Linked DNA regions of Homo sapiens: all the other regions are linked to region 2. Evidence: read pairs that join two places in POLR2A ChIA-PET (ENCODE). Cell type or tissue: PC-9. All regions are shown on one strand.

Region 1 (5,000 bases), 270 kb before region 2:
TGGAATACTATTTGGCTATAAAAACAAATGAAATTCTGTCATTCGTAGCAACATGAATGAAGATGGAGTTCATTATGTTAAGTGAAATAAGCCAGGCACAGAAAGACAAACATCACATGTTTTCACTCATACGTGGAAGCTAAAAAAATTGATCTCATGAAAGCAGAGGGTAGAATGATACCAGACGTGGGGAAAAGTGAGTGTAGGGAGAGGGGCATGAGAGAGATTTGTTAATGGGTACAAACATACAGTTAGATAGAAGGAATAAGATCCTGCCATTTGATATCAGAGTATGGTAACTGTAGTTAACAACAATGTATTGTAGATTTCAAAATAGCTTGAAGAGAGGACTTAAAATGTTCCTAACACAGATAAATGAAAAATACATGAGGTGATGGATATCCTAAATACTTTGACTCATTTATTACACATCCTATGCATGGAACAAAGTATTACATGAACCCCATAAATATGTACAAATGTTATGTATCGATTAAAAAAGAAAAATTGGAAAATATTTTGAACTGAAGGAAAATGAAAACATAATATAAAAATTTGCGGGATTCTGTTAAAGCAAGGGGAAGTTTGTAGTATTAAATGCCTATATTTGGAAAGAAGAAAGGACTCAAATAAATTACCCACTTTCCACCTTAAGAAACTAGAAAAAAAGGCCAATAAACTAAACTCAAAGTAGTGAAAGAAAGGAAATCATCAAGCTGGAAATGAAACTTAATACAGTAGAACACACACACACACACACACACCACACACACACACACACACAGAAAAAATCAATGAGAAGAAGAAAATCTTTGAGAAGATCACTAAAACTGATAAATCTCTAGTCAGATTGAACAGAGGGGACACACACAGAAAGAACCTAAATTATTAAAATAAGGAATAAGATTGGTGATACTACTACAGATTTTACTCTTATTAATAGAATAATAAAAGAATATTATGGAAAACTTCAAGTCATACATATTTGACAAATTAGGTAACATGAACAAATTCCTTGAAAAAGATACACTGCCAAAGCTTTCTCAAGAAGAAAAAGACAACCTGGTTAGCCCTATTATCTATTAAAAAGTTCAATCTGTTATTAAAAATCTTCCCAGAAATAAAGGTCCAATCCAAGAAAGTTTCATTTGTGAATTTTCCATATCTTTTTCTTTTCTTTTCTTTTCTTTTTTTTTTTTTTGAGACAGGGCCTCACTCTGTCACCCAGGCTGGAATATGGTGGCGTGATCTCAGCTCACTCCAACCTCTGCCTCCCAGGTTCAAGCGATTCTCCTGCCTCAGCCTCCTGAGTAGCTGAGATTACAGGCATGCACCACCATGCCCGGCTAATTTTTATATTTTTGGTAGAGGCAGGGTTTCGCCATGTTAGCCAGGCTGGTCTTGAACTCCTGGCCTCAAGTGATTCGCCTGCCTCAGCCTCCAAAACTGCTGGGATTGCAGGCATGAGTCACCATGCCCAGCCAAATTTTCCATATCTTTAAGAAAGAGATAATACCAATTTTATACAAATACTTTTAGAAAATTGAAAAAAGGAGCATACTTTTCTAATTATTCTATGAGTCCCAGTGTTATCTTGAAACCGAAGCCTTTTCCTTTCGAGAAAGGAAAATCAATATCTCTCATGAACATAGATAAAAAATTTTACACAAAATTTTAGTAAACCGAATTCAGCAATCAGCAATATTTAGAAAGTATAATACATTATAATCAAATTGAGCTTATCCCTGGAATATAAAGTTGGTTTAACATTCAAAAATCAATCAATGTAATTTACCATATTACTAAACTAACACACACACACACGCATATACATGCACTCATATAATCATCTCAACAGAATGCAGAAAAAGCAGTTTTCAAACTTGAACATGCATTCCTAATAATAACTCTCAGCAAACTGGGAAGACAAGGAAGGTTTTTCAAGTTGATAAGGGGCACCTGTGAAAACCCTACAACAACTCTATCAAGCTTAGTGGTGCAAAAATCAATGTTTTCCCTGCAGATCAGGAACTAGACAAAGATGCCTGTTTTTACTATTTCTATTCAATTTTGTAGGATAGGTACTAACTGTGAAAAAGGTAGTAGGAAATAAAAGACATCCAGATTTGAAAGAAAAAAGAAAACTGTCTTTATGTGCATATGACATAATTAAAATTTAAATGAAAATTTCTTAAAAAGGCTACTAGACCTAATAAATGAGCTTAGCAAGGTGGACGATAAAAGATCAATGTACAAAATTATATGTATTACTATACACTAGCAATAAACCACTTGAAATTGGAATTTTAAAATTTCCAGTCATCAATGTTATAAAAATAGAAAATATTTAGCCAAAAATGTAAAGGAACTGCAAACTGAAAATGTATAAGCCATTGCTAAGATAAAAAAAATCAAGCCTAAATAAATAGAGAGGTACACACTGTTCATATGTTGGAAGATTCAATATTGCTTAGATGTCAATTCTTCTCAAGTTGATATATAAACTCAATGCCATTCCCATTCAAATCCTAGCAGGCTTCACTTTAGCATTGATAAACTAAATCTAAAATTTATAGAATAGCCAAAACCATTTGAAAAAGAATAAAGTTAGAAAACTAATACCACCTGCTTTCAAGACTTAGATAATGTTACAGTAATCAAGACAATGTGGTATTGCACAAAGATAGATAAACATATCAGTGGAACTGAATAGAGAGTCTAGAAATAGTCCATGCAAATAGAGGCAACTGATTTTTTAAAAAGAGATGAGGTCTCGCTATGTTTTCCAGGCTGGAGTGCAGTGCTATTTTGGGTGTGATCGTCATAGCACACTGCAGCCTCAAACTGCTAGTCTCAAGCAATCCTCCTGAGTAGCTAGGAGTACAGGTGCATGCCATGGCTCCTAACTATAATTATTTGATATTTGACAAAGGTGCAAAGACAATTCAATGGAGAATGGGGAGTTTTTTCAACAATGGTGCAAGAACCATTGGAAATACATGTGCAAACAAATGAACTTTGGTTTATATCTCAAACTATATAAAAATTAACTCAAAATAGATCATATAACTAAACATAAAATGTTAAACGATACAACTTCTAGCTGCAAACATGGAAAAAAACTTTGTAACTTTGGGTTAGGCAAAGATTTCTTAGATGTAACACCAAAATCATGATCCATTAAAGACAAATTGATGAATTGGACTTCATAAAAATTAAGAACTCCTGCTGTTCGGAAAACACTTGTAAAAGAATAAAAAGACAAGTCACAGAGTAGGAGAAAAATCTTTGCAAAGCATATATCTGGCAAAATATTTGTATCCATAATATATAACGAACTCTCAAAACTCAATAATAAGAAACACACTTAAAAAATGAGAGTCGAATAGACACTTCACCAAAAAGGATGCATGATGTAAAAAATGTTCAGCATCATTACATATTAGGGAGTTAAAATCACAGTGAGAGGTTGGTAATCCTAGGACTTCGGGAGGCTGAGGCAGGCGGATCACTGGATCCCAGGAGTTCAAGACCAGCCTGGGCAATATGGTGAAATTTTGTCTCTACCAAAACAAAAAAACTAACCAACCAACCAGACAACCACAAAAATTAGCTGGGTGTAGTGATGTGCGCTTGTAGTCACAGTTATTTGGTAGGCTAAGGTGGGAGGATCGCTTGAGCCAGGGAGATGGAGGTTGCAGTGAGCTGAGATCAAGCCATTGCACTCCAGCCTGGGCAACAGAGTGAGACCCTGTCTCAAAAAAAAAAAATCACAGTAAGATATTACTATGTACCCATTAGAATGACTAAAATTAAAAAGATTGACCATAATAAGTGTTGGTGAGGAGGTGTAGGAACTGCCATCCTCCTACATTGCTGATGAGAATGTAAAATGGTACAACTCCTTTGAAAAACACTTTGGCAGTGTCTGAAAAAGTTAAACGTATGGCAACCATATGATCCATTTTATTCTCAGATATTTCCCTAAGAGAAATGAAAGTATATATCCACACAAAGACTTGTACATGAATATTCATAGATGCTTTATTTATAATAGCCCTAAACTGCAAACAACCCAAATGTCTGTCTACAGGTGAATGGGAAAGGGTTTATCCATACAATGGATAGACATGAGAAGAAATGAACTATTGACATATGCAACAACATGAATGAATCTCAAAATAATTATGCGGAGTAAAAGAAGCCAGCCAAAAAGGAGTATAACTGTGTGATCCTTATTATATACAATTCTAGAAAATGCAAACTATAGTGACAGAATACAGATCCGTGGTTGTTTTGGAGACAAGGAGGAGTGGCAAGGACGAATCACAAGGAAACTTTTGGGCGCTGGATATGTTCATGATGCTGATTTTGGTGATGATTTCACAAGTGTGAAATACACCCAGCACTCACAAAAAAAACTTATCAAATTGTGTACTTTACATATGTACGGTTTAATATATGTCACTTACACTTCAATAGAGCTGTTAAAAATAAATTATTTGTAAAGATGAAGCCTGCGTGTGTGAGGAGAAAGAAGCAATGGAGGAGAGGAAGAAGGAAGCACTCAGAAAGTCTTATCTCAGCTAGGGGTGAGTCTGGGGAAGTGAACACCAGGGAAGAAGCTGGAGCCTGGACTCAGTCCTGGTGCCCACACCCCTTCCCTCCCTCTCCCCTTCTGAGTCCCCTTCTGTGTTGTCACTTGGGCTTTAGGAGGTGTCCTAGGAGGTTTGCCTCTGCCTTGTCAGTGGAGCTGGACCTTCTCATCTATTTTCCATCTGCATCCTCTGCCTTTCATGGTTCCTGTATGGGGCTCCCTTTAAAAGCCTTATAGAAAATGTGTTAGCCCCAGTCTCCTCTACTGCAAAATAGGGGCACTCATATTTTTCTCGGGGCTGCTGTGAGTATTAAATAGAGAAGTGGTGAGGCTCAATCCTGGGCCAGCTACGTAATTTGTGAGGCCAAGTGCAAAACGGGAATGCAGGTCCCTTGTTCAAAAA
Region 2 (5,000 bases):
TACGGTTATCAGAGGCTGGGAAGGGTAGGAGGGTAGGGAAGATACGGAGAAGTTGGTGAATGGTTACAAATTTCAGCTAGATATGAAAAATGAGTTCTGATGTTCCACAGCACTGTAGGGTGCATATGGTAAACTATAAGTTACTGCATTTTTCAAAAAGCTAGAAGAAAGAATTTTGAATGTTCCCAAAACAAAGAAATGATAAATGTTTGAAGTGCTGGATATCCTAATTACCCTGATTTGATCATTATACTTCATATGCCTGTTTCAAAATATCACTCTGTGCACCTTAAATACGTATAATTATTATGTGTCAACTAAAATTTTTTTTTAAAAAGGACATCTACAAAAACAAAATGCTACAGCTAACATGCTTAATGATGAAAGATTGAAGCCTTTCTCCCTAGATAGGGGTAGAAACAAGAATGTTTTCTCTCATCACTCTTTTTTTAAAAGCAGGAATAAACAAAATATTAATGATTGTTTAAAGGATAACACTTAAATATTTACAAAGTAAAAATTTAAAATATCTTGACCAGGGTTTTCTATGTATTATGTTACCATCATGACTCTGATTTTACCTTTCCTAGAGCAGTTTCTCAGAAAGAAAGTAAAAGAACTAATAACAGTCTCTGGGGCTTGCATTGCCTGCTCAGGCCTGTTGTCCCCTGGCAGATCAAAGCACTGAAATGAAGAAGCAGTGTCCTCACCCCTCTCTCTCCTCCTCGCCCCTCTCTCTTGCCCCTTTTGTTTTTACTTTGAGTATTTCTGAATAATAAATGCAAAATTAGGGTTGAATATAAACCAAAAGAGCCAGATGACCACCCCAATTCAAGATTGCATTTCATTCCAGGAGACCTGGCACAGAAAGGATTCCCCTTCATCTACAGGGTTACTGCAACAGAAATCAAAGATCATACATGAATATCATTTGTAGGCTCTGAGCAAAGACAAACCTAGTATAAATTCATCTGCAAGTGAGGAGATTTGAACCAGGTGGTCTGTTATGTCCCATCTAGCCTGGCAAGCCAGCGTGAAAGCTCAGATCTTCCACCGTGAAAGGACTTGCCCTCCCCGCTAAGGTGGACGCAGAAAGGAAAGACCATCATACTGTGGCACCAACCTTCTAATATAAAAAAGAACTATGTTGGGGTTAAAGTACATCAATAAAGTACAAATTTTTACCATACTTACAGGACAAATTAATTCTTAATAGTTTGAAATATATGTATACCATAAAACTCTGTCAACCTACATACACCAAAGACTTTCCTGTGGGTATAGAAAATCTGAGTAAGCCAAGCAAATTACTTGAAATCCTGAGAGGCCATACATAATCTTCTGCATCCATTATGCCTCTCTATTATACGTTATTTTCTAGGTCACTTGAACAAGAGCATTTCTTACCTCAGAGGGTCTAAAACACCTTTTTTTTTTTTTTTTGAGACGGAGTCTCACTGTGTTGCCCAGGCTGGAGTGCAGTGGCACCATCTCGGCTCACTGTAAGCTCCGCCTCCCGAGTTCACACCATTCTCCTGCCTCAGCCTCCCGAGTAGCTGGGACTACAGGTGCCCGCCACCATGCCCAGCTAATTTTTTTTGTATTTTTAGTAGAGATGGGGTTTTACTGTGTTAGCCAGGATGGTATCGATCTCCTGACCTCGTGATCCGCCTGCCTCGGCCTCCCAAAGTGCTGGGATTACAGGTGTAAGTCACCATGCCCAGCCCTCTAAAACACCTTTTTTAAAAAACTTATGATTCAAGGATTTGAAATCCTAACGTTACAGGCAAAATCTCATTTTTATAAAATATAAAATGCTGTGTTTCTTTCACACCTAATAGCTTGTCAAGAGAAGTCACTACTAAATTGCATTCCTGCAGCCTTTCCAGGTAGTGGGATACTGCTTGTTTGATCTCCACTGAACCCCGTACAGGAGTGATAAGTTTCACGTCTTGCAATTCTGCCACTCCATTTATTCCAGGGCTGGAGCGATCTGCAATTTGATATCAGGATGATTATCCTGTTATGCCTTCATTATTTGGGGTGTTGCTGTACCTGTTCCTTTTTGTTTGTTTGTTTGGTTTTTTTTTTTTGAGAAGAACAAGACTTTCCAGATTCCATCCTCTTGGCCAGCTCTTCTGCTGATGTCATGTCAGTTTTAGCAACTAAAAAGTCAGAGGTGATTCCTTCCATGGTTTTGTTTGGGTCTTGCAAAATGTTAAGAACAACTTCCTGTAACACTTGTGTTGGTATTGCCTCATTTTTAATGGCCTTTTCATATAGCCCAGTAGCATCATAGGTGCCTTTCTTGGCTAACAACTTTGCTTTGTAGAACCAGAATTTAGCAGTTCTTCAGCCTCAGGAATACTAGACAATATGGCAAATATTTCCTTAAAAACCACACCCCTTTCAATGAGCTGCAGACATTCTGTCAGAGTGTTGTTAGTTTTATGGAGCAGTTGAAGCTGTGCTTTCTTTTCTTCCTCTTTTTTTTCAACGGTCTTCCAGAATATTTATTTTCTCTATTATTTTTCTTTCTGTTTTACGTGTCATAGGAGGCCACTTATAGATTTTCCCCTTAGATTTCTGTCATTCTTCCAGTTGTTTCCTTTGATCCTCTGCTATTGTCTTCTTTTCGGTATTTGGATTCATTTGGGTCCCTTTTGACACTCCTTTTCCTTCATGATTGTGTTACCAGCTTGAGTTTTGGGAGCTCTCTTGTTTAGAAAACAGAAGAGCCTTTTTCAGCTTGGAGACCAATGCCTGTGCTCTATGTTGTAAGCTGTTGTGGCATTTGTCCCCATTAGTTCCATTTGCTCTTACGCCGTGGGTGCTGGGAATGACTGAATTTAAGCTGCCAACTGTCAAACTAGCCTCTGGCTTATAGCTTTTGATTTTTGCAGTGCACACGACCAAGGCCCAAAACAAGGTTGAATGGACTGCTGATCTTGCTTAATGTTTAAATGTCTGTTACTATATCCTCCCTGAAACAAACTGGAGTATGTCCTGGTTTTGGTATGTTTTACTTCCTATTCACTAACTTATACATGCTCTTTAATAATTAACCCTATTAACCTTTGTACCCTCCACCATTAATTTTTTATTTTTGATGCTTGAGTCCTACTAAGGGTCTGAACAAAGAGAGAGGGAACTGTCTTGGGGGCTTTTCTCCCAGTCTTGGAAGATCTTCTTGAGAGAGTTGCTATGACTTTACTGATAGAAGCTTGACTTGTGTTTCTCCAACAAATTGTTTATGAACTCTGTCTTTCAGGGCAGCACTAGTCACTGAATATCTGCCCAAGGCTTGTTGAGGAACCAAATTGCTCTTGGTTCAATTATGAGAGTTATTCTTTAACTTCTTTATAGTACATAATTGAGAGTCTGGCTTCCTCTCAGGGTCTGACAAGGTTTGAGGCAAATTCTCTTCATTAATCTCTTTTAGAAAGCTAACCAAAGATTAATTTTCAATGCGGGCATTTCCTATGGAGTCTGTACACTTAACATTCCTTGATATGTTAACTGCTGCTTTGTAGTCTTCAAATCCTGTGCATTAAGTGACCCCATGGGTTTTCTTGACAGCTTTTCCATGGTGAATGATCCAGCTTTGTGCTGCTGTAAGCTACTGCTGGAGGCTTACAGTTTGGTTAGAAGGAACATATTCAGCCTTTTGCCCAGTTTTAGTGGCTTCAACTTTGGCTTCTGGGACCTTGTAATATTGGCTTGTCTGGCCTGGAGTTTAATGCTGATGGGCCTTATGCTTTAACAGGCAAAACAGCATGATTGATAACATTCTCTTGGATAGATTTGGGCAATTATTTTTGGCTTTTAGATAAAGCTCAGTGTTTGGCACTTGAAGTTCCTTTCGACTTCTAGGTACTCCTGGAGCTTTCTCTGTTGTTCGGTGGCAGCAGTGGTGGTGACAGGCCCTGGCCTCACCATGACTTCTCAGTCACAGTGTTTCTTCCTCTCTCACCACTTTTATTGAGTATAGTACTGGAAGTCCTAGCCAGGGCAATAAGGCTAGAAAAGGAAATAAAAGGCATACATATCAGAAAGAAAGAAATAAAACTATCTCTATTTGTAGATGACATAATAGCCTTTGTAGGAAATTCTACAGAATCTACAGAAGAGACTCTTAGAACTGATAAGTGAGTTCAGAATGGTGACAGACTACGTGATCAACATGCAAAAAGTTAACTTTAATTCTTTTTTTTTAGACATAGTTTCACTCTGTCGCCCAGGCTGGAGTGCAGTGGCATGATCTTGGCTCACCACAACCTCCGACTCCAGAGTTCAAGTGATTCTCCAGCCTCAGCCTCCCAAGTAGCTGGGACTACAGGTGTCCGCCACCATGCCCAGCCAATTTTTGTATTTTTAGCAGAGACAGGATTTCACCATGTTGGCCAGGCTGGTCTCAATCTCCTGACCTCAGGTGATCCACCTGCCTCGGCCTCCCAACATGCTTGGATTACAGGCGTAAGTCACCATGCCTGGCCAAGTTACCTTTAATTCTATATACTAGCAATAAACCCATGAAAACCAAAATTTAAAATATAATACCATTTAATTTGCTCAAAAATGAAATAGCTATAAATTTAACAAAACATATATAAGACTTGTATGCTGAAAACTGCAAACACTGATGAAAGAAATCAAAGAAGATTCAAATAAAGAGGAATGTGTTAGTCAGCATTCTCCAGACAAACAGAACCAATAGGATACATATATCAATAGATGGATGAGATGGGATTTACTATGGGAATTGACTCACGTGATCATGGAGGCCGAGAAGTCCCGCGATATGCTGTCTGCAAGCTGGAGAACCAGAGAAGCTGGTGGAGTGGCTCGTTCTGCATTTGAAGGCCTGAGAACCAGGGGAGATGTTGGCGTATCTGTCAGTCAGAGGCTGAAGGCCTCAGACTCTACAGAGGTAGAGATTGGGACTGGGTAATCTCATAGCACTGGTGTAAGTCTTGGAGTCCAGTGGCCAGATAACCTGG
Region 3 (5,000 bases), 460 kb before region 2:
TTCCCCACAACAAGGGTTGCTGCCCCTGGGTGAGCAGTGGGGCCACAGTTAGGTCCCCTCTGCAAATAGCCAGGCTTTCCAAGGCAGGAACAGCTGAGAAACATGCGTCACAGCGTATTTTTTTTCTAATTTGTGTGTGTGTGTGTGTGTGTGTGTGTGTGTGTGTGTGTGTATACATATTTTTTTTTTTACAAAGAGCTAGTGACTAAAAATGTACACGTGTTAAATTTTATATCGGGGAAAATATTCATGAAAGCAAAATGAAAAGAATGTAAAATAGTTACTTCCTCTCTAATCCTCAATCCTTACTAGTTTAGCTAACCTTGGGTCCCCCACTCCTACCACCCCTTGCCAAGGGGTGACTCCTCCGCCCCTTGCCAAGCAGAGAGGAGACCTGCGTGACTTGGCTTGAGTTGACCTAGGGGCCATGACGTGAGTACATAGAAGAAAACCACTTCTCATTCCACTTCTATCACCACTTTCTCTTTGACAGTTTACGACTTACAAGTACTTTTTCCTCGGTAAACACCATACAGCTTCCATGGAACTTTTAAAATTGCCTCCAGCTCGGCTGCTTCAGCAAATGGGCCTCACCAGGGCCTGCCTTTTCCAGGCTCATAAAGGGACATTGCCCCTCCCTAGACCTGCCAGTCACTCTCCCCTCAAGGAGCAGAGTTGGATGGCAACAAGGCCTGAGTCTCTAGTCGCGAGATACATGCCCAGGTTTTAAGCCAAGATCCAAGGTTTCTGTTTGAGCAAAACAACCAGCAGCCAGGACACTGAGAATAGAGCTGGCTGGGCCATAGTCTGTTGTGGAATTGGGGCATTCTCCTTCCCCGTGAAAGCCTGGCCCTCCCTCCTCCACTGGCACCTGACTGCCCTCTGGGTGGAAATTCCTTCTCCTTTGCCCTGGTAGGGCACCATGTCAGTGCCGCCCTGTGCTGGGAGCAGTGCACTTCCAGCCTGCTGCCACCCCAGAGTACTGCAGTGGACAGGTCCCTGCCCAGAGCCGGCAGGTGTTCACGTGTGTGCTCCCATGTGCCCCCGGAGGTGAAAGTGTGAACATGTGCCTGGGCTGGTGCCCTAGTATGTGTGAGTACCTGCGAGGCACAAGTGTGTCTCCATGTATGTGGGCATGCAGGTGTGAATGGACTGGGAATTGACATCCCAGGAAGTGTGCGTGCATGTAGTGCTCACCCACGTGTACGCAGTGGGGGTGAGGAGTGAGAGTGCCAGGGCGTATATGGAGACAGCTGTGCCTGCGCGTGTCTGCCCTCCCTGTCCCCAGGCTGTGAGGGGTCTCAGCTCTAGAGAGGAGAGCTTCTGCCTCCACCTGGGAGATGTATCCTGCTGTGTGGGGGTGAGTCCTTGTCTGCCATGCAGACCCAGCATCTGCCACTTACACCTCAGTTTCCAGCCTTCAAACTCATTCTCCAGGTTGGAAGACGAGGTACCTGGGTTCTGGGGCACACTACCGGGATTGTCTGAGGGGCTCGGGGCAAGAGCTAACCTCTCTGAGGCCAGCGGCCCCTCTAAAAGATGAAGACAGTCCCTACTTCAGGGCTGCTATAAGGATTGATGGCGTTGGTCAAGTGCTTGGCCTGGTTCCAGGTTTACACATATGCTCTGGGATATATCTCCCCACCCAGCCCTAACTAGAGGAGCCCTGAAGCCCGCTTCCTGACATGATGGTCTTCACTTAGAGGAACTCTACTAAAACCCACCTTCCAGAAGGCTGGGGGTTCTCCTGCCTTGTGTGGGAGGCCTGGCTTGGAGCATCTGGTGGCCAGGGATGGTGAGGCTGGTGTCCCCTTGCTCCCCAGAGGTAAAGCACCTGTGCCTTGCCTGACCTCTTCCTCCCTCCCTGATGATGGGCGTCCCCTTGCAGGCGCTCCATGAAATACACGCTGTGCAGTGACAACCATGGCATCAAGCCCCCGACCCCGGAGCAGTACCTGACCCCCCTGCAGCAGAAGGAGGTGTGCATCCGGCACCTGAAAGCCCGGCTGAAGGACACACAGGACCGGCTCCAGGACCGGTGAGCGGGTGGCCACGAGCAGCCCTGGGGGTACCCCACCAGCTCCACACTCAGGGAAACCAGGGCTCTGGGGTGCCTCTTGGAGGGAGGAGTGGCTGGGGGTCTCCCAGCATCCGTCTGCTCTCTCCTTCCCAGCAAAGCCTCATTTGAGCCCACTTGCAGACCCTCATCCCCAGCAGCTACTCACCTTGACTGCTCCACGAGGCTGTTGGGGGCCAGGCGGGAGCAGTTTCCCATGAGGGCCTGTCCTGTGGGGCCTCCTGCCTGTGCTGTCCTTTCCCAGCTTCAGCCTGGCAGCTCCTTTGGCTGCTTCTTTTCCTCTGGCTCCCATCTTCCAGGAGTTGGAGCACAGGGCTTCTTTCTGACTTACTTGCCTCTTTTGGGGGAGAAACAACTCTTTATCCTTCCTCGCTTCCTCCTGAGTGAGTCACCAGAGGGCTTGTGGCCAACCTCGACTTCAGGCCCCAGAAGCCATCTACTTCCTGCTGTGGAGGATGATGATGAGAAGCCTTTTGCTGAGCTCCTCCCCAGCCCAGGTGTCTCCCAGGAGCCCCCGCAGGCCGTCTGAGCTCATTCTCAAGTGCTTAATCCCAACCCTCCCAGCTTCTACCCTCCAAGCCCAGTGGCTTCATCTTTGTGATCTACACTTCAGGGCGTCGATCTCCCATTGTCTTAACTATCCTTCTCGGGACTGTGTCTATGCAAACATGCAGCCTATTGTGAGCTGGCCAAGGTGCTGTGTGGGGCTGGAGCTCAGAGCAGGCACGATGATCGCTCCTTTTTTCTTTTCTTTCTTTTTTTTTTTTAATACAGCAGCTTTATTGCAATGTAACTTACATACCATATAATTCACCTATCAAAAGTGTACAATTAGATGATTGTTAGTTTAGTCACAGAATTTTGCAACCATTACCACTATCTAATTTCATAAATATTTCTATCACCTCAAAATAAACCCCATTCCCATTAGCAATCACCGCCAATTTCTAATTTCATCAATATTTCTATCACCTCAAAATAAACCCCATTCCCATTAGCAATCACCGCCAATTTCTAATTTCATCAATATTTCTATCACCTCAAAATAAACCCCATTCCCATTAGCAATCACCGCCAATTTCTAATTTCATCAATATTTCTATCACCTCAAAATAAACCCCATTCCCATTAGCAATCACCGCCAATTTCTAATTTCATCAATATTTCTATCACCTCAAAATAAACCCCATTCCCATTAGCAATCACCGCCAATTTCTAATTTCATCAATATTTCTATCACCTCAAAATAAACCCCATTCCCATTAGCAATCACCGCCAATTTCTAATTTCATCAATATTTCTATCACCTCAAAATAAACCCCATTCCCATTAGCAATCACCGCCAATTTCTAATTTCATCAATATTTCTATCACCTCAAAATAAACCCCATTCCCATTAGCAATCACCGCCAGTTTCTAATTTCATCAATATTTCTATCACCTCAAAATAAACCCCATTCCCATTAGCAATCACCGCCAGTTTCTAATTTCATCAATATTTCTATCACCTCAAAATAAACCCCATTCCCATTAGCAATCACCGCCAATTTCTAATTTCATCAATATTTCTATCACCTCAAAATAAACCCCATTCCCATTAGCAATCACCGCCAGTTTCTAATTTCATCAATATTTCTATCACCTCAAAATAAACCCCATTCCCATTAGCAATCACCGCCAATTTCTAATTTCATCAATATTTCTATCACCTCAAAATAAACCCCATTCCCATTAGCAATCACCGCCAATTTCTAATTTCATCAATATTTCTATCACCTCAAAATAAACCCCATTCCCATTAGCAATCACCGCCAATTTCTAATTTCATCAATATTTCTATCACCTCAAAATAAACCCCATTCCCATTAGCAATCACCGCCAGTTTCTCTCCAACCACCATAGTCCCTGGCAACCACTGATTTTTCTGTCTCTATGGATTTGTCTATTCTGGACATTTCATATAAATGGGATCACGCTGTATGCATGACCACATCGTTCTTGACCACAGCTCTGCCAAGCAGCCAATCCGGTTTGGATTTGTTGTGGTTTTAAACTACAGGCGGTTACGGGTAGCATTCAGCGAGCTTCATTGTCGGCAGAGGGAGGATTTCTATTTTTATTTTCCCTCATCTTCCCAATGATGCCCAGGATCTGCGTGGCCTTTTGCACTAATGCCTCAGGGAGCAGATGGCCCATCTCCCAGCTTCATTTCTAGGGCCAGCCCCATGGCTTAGAGCAGACCATCTGCCCTGTGTGGTTTGGGCAGGATGCCCTGGTGTAGGTGTGCTAACACCTTGACTCCCTGGTCACTGTCTGCCTGTTACTCCCACAGGAACCCATTGCAGGTCTTTACATGAAATACTGTCACTCTCCCCACACTCTCTCCATATGGAGTTTCATGCCTGTGCTTCCTGCAGTGGCCCACCTTCTGTTCCTCAAAGACACCATGGCTTTTGCACCTCTGTGCTTTCGTATCTGTGTCCCCACTACTTGAGATGCCCTGCCTTCTATCTTGCTCCCTGGGCAGACTTACCCTTCAAGACGCACTTCAGATGTGATGCCCACTGAGGCGTGGACAGGGCTCGAAGCCATGGCTCCCTGGGGTTTGGCTGGGCCCCAAGGAGAGAGAGGCAGAGACTGGCTGAGCAGATCATGCCCAGTTCCTTCTTTCAAACTCACTCTTTCTCCCAGGGTGAGGTGTGAGTGAGGAGCAGGGTGAGAGGCCAAAAGGGTTACCTAGAGTGGGCCCCCCACCTGGAGGCAGGAAGGGTGAAGGCCAAGTATCTCCTGCCCCTCAGTACCTGTTGCCTTGTCTGTTATTGGCACTCTAAGCAGCTCCAGCTGTGTCCTGATGGGTGGATGGGCCCCTTCTAGGTGACACCATTGCTGACCTTTATGGCCACTGCATCCCCTCAGCCCCCAG

The links. ChIA-PET counts read pairs that join two places held together with the same protein. Peaks named below come from ENCODE experiments on the same cell type or tissue, not always from the same donor. Only the 100,000 strongest peaks of a DNase experiment are listed, where the experiment ranks them.
Region 1: POLR2A ChIA-PET joins it to region 2 with 6 read pairs; 1 of 35 experiments calls an interaction of 5 or more read pairs at or near these places.
Region 3: POLR2A ChIA-PET joins it to region 2 with 10 read pairs; 1 of 35 experiments calls an interaction of 5 or more read pairs at or near these places.

What each region holds. Positions count from the first base shown.
Region 1 is chr20:1,484,890-1,489,889 of GRCh38, forward strand. The region is part of intron 1 of SIRPB2 (signal regulatory protein beta 2); the gene reads right to left. Among named protein-coding and RNA genes, the nearest start is that of SIRPB2, 4.0 kb to the right of the region's middle. In PC-9, no CTCF peak of the experiment used is centred here; no DNase peak of the experiment used is centred here; H3K4me3 peaks cover 885 bases; H3K27ac peaks cover 2,398 bases.
Region 2 is chr20:1,755,002-1,760,001 of GRCh38, forward strand. It overlaps the pseudogene CKAP2LP1. Among named protein-coding and RNA genes, the nearest start is that of SIRPG, 100 kb to the left of the region's middle. In PC-9, no CTCF peak of the experiment used is centred here; a DNase peak (open chromatin) is centred at 2,180; H3K4me3 peaks cover 376 bases; H3K27ac peaks cover 4,202 bases.
Region 3 is chr20:1,298,674-1,303,673 of GRCh38, forward strand. SNPH (syntaphilin) reads left to right here. Exons shown (of 7, transcript NM_001318234.2): 6 at 1,889-2,038. Among named protein-coding and RNA genes, the nearest start is that of SDCBP2-AS1, 24 kb to the right of the region's middle. In PC-9, a CTCF peak has its summit at 1,068; a DNase peak (open chromatin) is centred at 2,498; H3K27ac peaks cover 280 bases.